Linked DNA regions of Homo sapiens: region 1 is linked to region 2. Evidence: chromatin contacts called from ENCODE Hi-C or POLR2A ChIA-PET data. All regions are on one chromosome and are shown on one strand. Each heading gives the region's core, a stretch centred on a gene start or an enhancer-like site at or near the end of the contact. The rest is flanking DNA. Distances are from core to core; before and after follow the strand shown. Region 1 holds the start of RAB8B (RAB8B, member RAS oncogene family). Region 2 holds the start of CLPX (caseinolytic mitochondrial matrix peptidase chaperone subunit X).

Region 1 (4,347 bases), core at 455-2,954, 2.0 Mb after region 2:
TCTTTTTTTAAAAAAAGATAAATTATCCTTAAAAATACACAAATATTTAAACACACGTATTACCAAAGCACTAGCTCTCTATTATTTCCCAACCCAGAAATTCATGGTGAAATATGCTGTAAGAACCATACGAAAGATGACTAAATAAGCCACTATTAGAGGCCAGAAACATCACCAACACAACCAAAAGCTGAGGTATTCTTAAGGTACTTAATTAACCTGCAACTATTTAACAGGAGAAATGATGTTAAGGTGGTCACTTCTAAAACAGCTTAAAACCAGCTTTGACTTGGTCTTCAGTTTATGATAAGTTAAGAGATCTTATTACCTGAACACAGTGTCTTCCAGTACAAAAGTAGAAAGGACAGCTCCCAGCCAGGATCAGAAAAACTCTTGATTCAATTGGAAGTAACTGAGAGGTATATCACATGTTGTGATTCACTTAACAATAATTAGAACCAAAGCAAAATATACAGGGAGGCAGGTAGAATGTAAGTTCATTTCCTTGGCTGAGAAGCTGTTAAACATTCAAACCGAAGGATTTAAAATACTGAGAAGTCTTGCTTCTCAGGAGATGGTAGTAAAGAGGTGAACCATATTTTCCTGACCACATCATTTCCAAAAGTCACCAATTCCCTTAACATCCATTAACACTCACAGAACAAATTAACGCTCTATAGACATTATTCCATCATTAGTCACATTTTGCTTTCTCCTGCACTTGATCCAAAGGAAGTGAAGAGAAAATGGTAATCAGTTACTATAGCAAGTCTTGCGCCCCACTACTTTCCATTTCCTCTCTTTTCCATCTCCTCTGTCTTCTCTGCTCAACCTCCCTTTACTATGATGTTGCTTCCTCTTTTCCTTTCTGTCTCACACCCAGATCCCTTTACTTTCTCCATCAAGTATCCTCATTCTGCCCTCTGATCCCTTGAACTCTTCTTCCACCTACAATTTTCTTCTGTCCCCTCCTACGACATCTCAGTCCAGACCTCCTGTGGCCAGCCGTCCCCTTCTTCCTCACCTCCTGACCGCTCATTCCCCTGAATTCCCTTCCAGTTGCCTGGTTCTCACCTCTCTGTCCCTTGTGTCCTCTGTCCCTTTACTTCACATCCCTCTCATTGCCCCCATCCCTCATTTCCCCCTTCACATTTCCTTCCTCTCCTGTCTTTTAATCATTGGCACGTCCACTATCCCCTTCTCTCTACATGAGATTTCCTGAGTCTTCCCCCCAACACATTTTGTCCCTCAAAGACCCCTCCCTGTCAGTCTCCGAACCCTCTCGTTCCCCCAATACCCCTAGTCCTTGTTCCTCTGTTCCCCTTCCCGTTCCTTTGCCCCCAAGTTCCCCCTTCGCCCTTAGCCTCACGTTCCCGCTCGCCTCTCTCCCTCACGCCCTCGCCCCTCTCCCTCACGCCCTCGCCCCTCTCAGTGCCCCCGCCACCTTGCAGTCCCCGGGGTCTCCTCTCCCGGGCTCCCAAGCGCCCCCCGCCCTTTCCCCGTCCCCTAGTACCCGCCCCCCAATTCTCTACCCGGTCCCGGGCCGCGGCCCCTCCCTCACCGATGGTGGAGATGAAGGTGGTGTTGAAGGCGTCCTCTGAGAAGCGGAACAGGAGGCAGGTCTTGCCTACCCCCGAGTCGCCGATCAGCAGGAGCTTGAAGAGATAATCGTACGTCTTCGCCATCTTCTCGCTCCGGCCCTCTGACCGGGGAGCCAGAGGAGGCGGTGGAGAGAGGCGGGGAGGGGGCCGCGGGCGAGGGGGCGTGCCCGCCAATCCGCCGCTGCTCGCCCCGCCCCACGCCCCGCCCCTCCTCTCGGAGAAGGCCTGCGCGCCCCGCCCCGTGCGGCCAATCGGCGAGGGCTTCGTCATCACCGCCCGCGCCCCGGGACTTCATGGGACTTGTAGTTCCTCCGGGGAGCCTCGGGCGTGCCCCGCGAGGACTGTCCAGGCGGCTCCAGCGGATAAAAGACCTGCTATGGGCGGGGTGACAGGGTGGAGGCGTTTCCACCCGAGCTGGGAAGGGAGGCCCCGTTTCGTACTCTGCTGGTCGAGCCGCGGGAACTTAACTTTGTTATTTCTTTGTGTGCAGACGCCTTCCAAATCCAGGACCTCAGAATCAGAGCCCCGTAGTTCCCGCATCTCTTCCGCCGAGACCTGGAGCAGAGATGCTTTCTTTCCTTGGCGCTGCTGTGGCGCAGCCTACGGGTTATCTGCAGAGGGCATTATCCAGCTTCTCCCCGAGGCCATGCCCAGCACCACTATAACCCCCTCCCGCAGCCCCTCAGTCACAGAGCTGAGAAAGAATGGTTACCATGCTAACTCGAACCTCACTCGTGCCCCCTTCTTCACGCCACACAGACCAGAGCCAAATACAATGAGTATTTAGAGAATCTGCTACGCTGATCGCTCCCCTCTCCTCGCAGGAGGATGGATTTTTAAATCTGGGAAGTCTTGTGCTACAGGTCTGTGCCCCATGAAACTGCAAGCATCCTGTGAGGCGGGCCACGGGAATTTAGAGAGTAAGATTTGAATTTAGTCTTGGCTCTGCTGCAAAACCGCTGTGACAAGTCACACAGGCACTGGACATTTCAGTTTTCTCATCTGTAAAATGGATATGAAACAAGATACTTCATAGGGTTCCAGTGAAACTTAAATACTAAATGTGAAAGTTCTTTGAAACCCATAAGGCACTGTTAGCAGTGATGGTAATATTCATTACTCTTCAGTAGGCTCTCACTTAATTGATGACGAATATAGGGAGGAAACAGCATTCTGTTATACTCAAGTTAATCCTTTATTATTTATTGTCTTAGGCTAATTCTCTGTTTTGTGGATGTATTGTTCAGTCCCCTTTCATTTGCTAGTGGCAGAAACCCAACCGGATTAGCTGTTGTGAAAGGGGTGTTGACTGGTTCAGGTAATGTGGAAGCAAAAGGCTAAGAAGGTGTGGGACTAGGAGTCCACCCTGCCAGGGCTCTGTGTCTCTCATCTGTTGTTCTCCCTTCGAAGTTTTAATTTCTAATATGTCAAATACCGACAGGTAAAACCCACATGAAAAAAAGCTTCTTGGAGTCTTCAATAAGTTTTAAGAGGATGAAGGGGTCTTGAAACCAAAGTATTTGAGAACCACTGGTCCAGACATTTACCTTAGCTATAAGGAAACACCTTCTGGAAGGCTAGAGGTTATTAAGGGAACCAGTGGACTCCACCATTAGTGGAATAAGAAAAGGGGGGGGGGGAAAAACCGTGGACAGTTAGTTGAACAAACCAGCAGGCTTTTCTAAGGACACATACTGTGTGCCTTGTGACTTTAGGAACAGTGCCACTGATAATCCATTCTCAGTTGCATTGTGGCAGAAGACTTAGTTGGCCCTAGAATTGGCCTTCATTTTCTATGCGGGTAAAAGATGAAATGTGTCATCATTAACTGATTGATCATACAGTAGCCAGAGGGCTGCTGCTGCTGCTGCTGCTGCTTACGGAATGTCTCATTCCTAGAGTCCACTAGATAGGAACAAAGCTCTAATGAGTTCAAAGTCACAGTGTCTGCCCCTAATGAAGAAGGATTCTGCCCTCTGGCACAGGCTGAGCCCTCTTGCCCAAGCCAGTCCTTGAGCAAGCCTCTGAACGTGGCTTCAGCCATGATCTGAACAGTGTGGATTGTTCTATATCTTCCTCCTCATTCCTGGAAAAGAAGGGGAAAAAATTCCGCAAAGACCAGTGGAATTTATTTCTTTTTAAAAATGTATATTTATGGCCAGGCGCGGTGGCTCACGCCTGTAATCCCAGCACTTTGGGAGGCCCAGGCGGGCAGATCACGAGGTCAGGAGATCGAGACCATCCTGGCTAACACGGTGAAACCCCGTCTCTACTAAAAGTACAAAAAATTAGCCGGGCATGGTGGCGGGCGCCTGTAGTCCCAGCTACTCGGGAGGCTGAGGCAGGAGAATGGCATGAACCCGGGAGGCGGAGCTTGCAGTGAGCCGAGATTGCACCACTGCACTCCAGCCAGGGTGACAGAGCAAGACTCTGTCTCAAAAGAAAAAAAAAAACCGCATATTTATTAAAATGATGTTTAGTCCCACTGTCTGTATGCAACTATTATCACTCTCTTTCTATATGAATAAAAATGTAGTGATACGGTAAAGAACTTAAGTTCAAAAGAGAAACTAGCATTAGGAATTTTAAAGTCCCTAAATTTTCTTAGGGGAATTTTGTTAATTGATGGGAATTTTAAAAAATAATAATGTTGTCTTATTTTCACTTCCCCAGTTTTTCTCTGCTACCAAGTATATATAATATTGGGACTTTCTAGCTGGTAAGTTTGTGCACCACTGTTGAACCA
Region 2 (4,403 bases), core at 86-2,585:
GTCAGAAAACAGCTGAAAGTAGGTGTGATGTGGAAGGGCTGATGTGACCACAAGTATTTGCCATCACTTTCCTGGTGAAGGATCCATTTTCTCACAGGGATAATCTCAGATGGCTCTGGGTTTTTTTTTTTTTTTTTTGAGACGGAGTCTCGCTCTGTCGCCCAGGCTGGAGTGCAATGGCACGATATCGGCTCACTGCAACCTTCGCCTCCTGGGTTCAAGCAATTCTCCCACCTCAGCCTCCTGAGTAGCTGGGATTACAGGAGTACGCCACCACACCTACCTAATTTTTGTATTTTTAGTAGAGATGGGGTTTCACCATGTGGGTCAGGCTGGTCGCAAACTCCTGACCTCGTGATCCACCTGCCTCGGCCTCCCAAAGTGCTGGGATTACAGGTGTGAGCCACCACGCCCAGCCGGCTCTGTGCTTTTGAATTCATAACTTGAGAGGATGGCCTGATAGGAACCTGACCAGAGGTTATCTATGCAGTGCCATCCTTAATCACGGCCGGGTGCGGTGGCTCACGCCTGTAATCCCAGCACTTTGGGAGGGCGAGGCGAGAGGATCACTTGAGCCCAGGAGTTTGAGACCAGCCTGGGCAACATAGGGAGACCTCATCTTTACTAAATTAAAAAAAAGAAAGAAAGAAAAGAAAACCCTCAAGACTTTAAAGCACCCACGGACTAGCAACAGCTAGAAGCTTTATCACCACGAGGCCTGAAAGAACAAGGAGACGGAGCTGTTACCAACTAACAATTGCTGCTCAGGGAACTAACTGACAATACCAACTCCATGTTACAAGTGATGAAACTAAGGAGAATGAGAAGATAAGGAACACAGGATGTGGAATTCCGGGGGAAGAAATTTAGTGAATCTGAAGCATCCAGCGCCTACCAAGGCACTTTAGAGACTTCCCCCTGGAGGGTTAAGCCACCAGCCTCACCTTGACCTTCCCTGCCGCCCACTAAAAGTGACCGGAAGAGCTCGACTATGACGACTCGGGACTACAAGTCCCGGCATGCATCTCTCCGCGTCTATCGCAAAACCTTTCAACTTTAGGATAAAAGGGCTTTTGGCAACCTTGAGCGTCGGGACCTGTAGTCGCCCCAGTTGGGGCTAGACGCTTGCCGTAGGGAACTCATTGGCGCCCAGGGCACCACCCCCTCGCCTTCGCCTCACGTAGCTTCACCAGCTCGCAAACACGGCGCGTGCCCACGCCCTCCGCCCCCTCCCCGGGCCTAGGGCGCAGGCGCGCGCAAGCTCCCCGGGCCCAGTAGGCTGGGGGTGGGGGTAGAAGGAGAAGGAGGGGAAGGGAGGGGGGGGTTGGGTGTCTACTCTGGTGAATAGACGGCTGTGGGGCAGAGAAGCGTGAAGGCCTGGCTGCCGGGCAGGTGAACTCTCCACGGGGTCTAGGGCCCGCGAAAGGGTTCGGAACCGAGTCAGCGCGCCTTGCGGGCAGGATTCACGCCGCTGTGACCCGGAGGTCCTCAGGGGGCGAAGCCCCGGCCTAGGCCTCGCGGAGATGCCCAGCTGCGGTGCTTGTACTTGCGGCGCGGCGGCCGTCCGGCTCATCACCTCCTCACTCGCCTCCGCGCAGAGAGGTAACGAAATAGTGCCACTCCTGAGCCCTCAGCCTGTCGGGGGGGGGGTGGACTGGCCAATGGTTGGGGGCCCCGGGGAGGGCACGAGGCCTGCTGCACCCGGGGAGTGTGAGGGAATGCGCGGCGCTTCGCCCGGCACCCACCACTTTCCCCGTGGAATGGGGCTCTGCCAACCTCTGGAGCAGCCGTTGCTCAAATTGGAAGTAAACTCCTTCCCACGCGCCTGCCTGCACGCTTTCAGGCCTGCTGACTTTGGGGCCGGAATGCGGCCACTTTGTAGAAACCCTGAAAGGCACAAAATGCTCCTGTTATTAAAAAATGTCTCCAGATCCCACTCAGCCCTGCCGGGGACCGCCGCCTGCCATGGCTGCGGCTCTTCTTCCGCAGCCTGGCCGGGATCCCCCTCGGGCCCGTTGGGGGCTCCAGGAGGGGCTCGGCTGAGGATCTGTCCCTACTAGGGTCCCCCAGGACTCGGGGCACCCAGCTGGCCGTCCCGGACGCAAGCCGCGCGATACCCGAGATGTTACTATCACTGTGCGGCCCTGACACTGGGACATAAACAAGGTTCACAATACTTCCCGGCGTCAGGCAAGCCCCGGGGCCCGCAGGACAGCGGCGGGAGAGATGGGGAGAAGTCCCGCAGGAGTTGGTTCGGAAGTACTTGGGTGTTTCAGCAGTCCTTTGCTGGCTTTCCCAACTTGACCGGGAGGTAGTTTCCTAAGAGTGGCGCATGTTGTTTACCTTTTCTTTCTGTTTATCTGAAGCTGTGAAAGAATGGCGCCCCAGCCAAGAGAGTCTGGAAAATAAACTTTTTTTCTCTTCCTCAAATCTGTGGAAGTCAGACCACGAGGCTAGATCCTGTTATAATGACTGACTTCTAGACAAATTCGTTTTATTTTGGCTTATCGGTTTATGACCCTTGGATGGATTTTTAAAAAGGCCCCTTTTATCTAACTTCTAAGCCAATTATAAAATCCTTATTGTTTACTAAATATATCTTCCAGTTTCTTTACTACAGAAGGAAGGATTGAATGAGGTAACGTGGGCAGAAGCATTTTGTAAAATGATATATAAATGTAAGGGAGTAAATTTAATCCTAAATCGATGTTAAGCCTCAACCAGTAGATGTCCCGATTCCAGGAATTCGATTTGCAAACACTTTAAAGTGACATATTTTAATCCATTTATCTGATATATATTAATATTTGTCAAGGGTCCACTGTGTGTCAGGCCTTCTTTTAGTGCTGGAGGTAGAGTGGTGAATAAGTCCTCACCCTCATGTTTAAATCTAGTGGAGTAGACAAAGAATAATACAGTTTCCAGTGGGTGGATGAAGTATGTGTGTGTTCCCTTTGGTCAGGGACGGCTTCTTTGAAAGTGTTACTGATCTCTTGTAGCCAAGAGTCCGTGAACATTTTTGAATCATAGGAGATAGGCAGTTATTTTTTTTTCTTTTCAAAACGACTGTTTTCTTTCTTTTTCTTTTCTTTTCTCCTTCCTTCCTTCCTTCCTTTCCTTCCTTCCTGTCTTTCTTTCCTTTCTGTCTTTCTTTCCATCTACTATCTGTCTTTCTGTCTGTCTTATTTTCTTTCTTTTTTTTTTTTTTTTTTTTTTGAGACAGAGTCTCGCTCTGTCGCTCAGGCTGGAGTGCAGTGGCCAGATCTCAGTTTACTGCAAACTCCGCCTCCTGGGTTCACGCCATTCTCCTGCCTCAGCCTCCCGAGTAGCTGGGACTGCAGGCGCCCGCCACCACGCCTGGCTAATTTTTGTATTTTTAGTAGAGACGGGGTTTCACCGTGTTAGCCAGGATGGTCTCGATCTCCTGATCTTGTGATCCGTCCGCCTCGGCCTCCCAAAGTGCTGGGATTACAGGCGTGAGCCACCGCGCCTGGCCTCTTTTTGTGTGTCTGTCTTGATGGAATCTGCTAAGTTGCCCGGGCTGGAGTGCAGTAGCGCGATCTCGGCTCACTGCAACCTCCGTCTCCTGGGTTCAAGCAATTCTTCTGCCTCAGCCTCCTGAGTAAGCTGGGGTTACAGGCGCGCGCCACCACGCCCCACTAATTTTTATATTTTTAGTAGAGACGGGATTTTGCCATGTTCGTCAGGCTGGACTCCAACTCCTGGACCCCAGGAGATCACCCGCCTTGGCCTCCCAAAGTGCTAGGATTACAGGCTTGAGCCACCGCACCCGGACTAGTATTTCTTTTTAAAAACAGTTGTTCTGAAATTTAGAAAGCTTTGTCTGTATGATAAAGTTCTGTAAATAGTGAAACTTAAATTGTCTTTTCTGGTTGCTGCCAGGTAATCTGGTGAAATATACTTTACAGAAACACTTCTCTTTTTTGGCTTTCAGAGCTTCACCTGGGGTTTACAGGCCTCCAAAGGGTCCTTGAATAGAATTCAGAGATTCTGTGAACTTTATTTTCACTAAGCTCTAACTGAAACACAACGTTTCCTTGGCCTATGAATGTGGGCAACACATCCACAGTAGTCTTAGAAGTGTCTGTGGATTTGTCATCAATCAAAATCAGAAATATTTTCATATCACATTATAGTTGCTGATATTTCAGAATATTGTCCATACTTTTTGCTACTTTGAAATCATAGTAATTATTTAAAAAGCTGTTAGATCTTATTTAATTTTGCTTGTTAATAAAGAGGCATATTTTAAAAATTTTTTGATAACTACTTCATTATAATTTGTTTCCTTTGTTATGTATTTTATTTTATACATTTAAAAATATTATTCTGAGAAGATCTATTCAGAGGCTTCACCAGACTGCTTAAGGGGTTCATGGCAC

What was found. A loop is a pair of places that touch in the nucleus more often than their neighbours do. ChIA-PET counts read pairs that join two places held with the same protein, here RNA polymerase II (POLR2A). Pooled maps may share reads with other maps.
Region 1: a loop to region 2 is called in a pooled map, with 11 times the contacts of the local background. The contact joins the promoter of RAB8B here to the promoter of CLPX in region 2. A Hi-C loop is called at or near these places in 6 of 50 pooled maps. POLR2A ChIA-PET finds 5 or more read pairs at or near these places in 2 of 52 experiments (B cell and activated T-cell).

The regions. Positions count from the first base shown.
Region 1 is chr15:63,186,963-63,191,309 of GRCh38, reverse strand. It overlaps RAB8B (RAB8B, member RAS oncogene family), which reads right to left and starts at 1,704. Exons shown (of 8, transcript NM_016530.3): 1 at 1,562-1,704. The coding sequence starts at 1,685. It overlaps LOC101928972 (a long non-coding RNA gene), which reads left to right and starts at 1,879. Exons shown (of 4, transcript XR_932355.4): 1 at 1,879-2,464; 2 at 4,275-4,320. RefSeq lists a silencer at 1,620-1,949 and an enhancer at 2,130-2,279.
Region 2 is chr15:65,182,274-65,186,676 of GRCh38, reverse strand. It overlaps CLPX (caseinolytic mitochondrial matrix peptidase chaperone subunit X), which reads left to right and starts at 1,335. Exons shown (of 14, transcript NM_006660.5): 1 at 1,335-1,602. The coding sequence starts at 1,524. RefSeq lists a silencer at 1,087-1,396 and an enhancer at 818-1,702.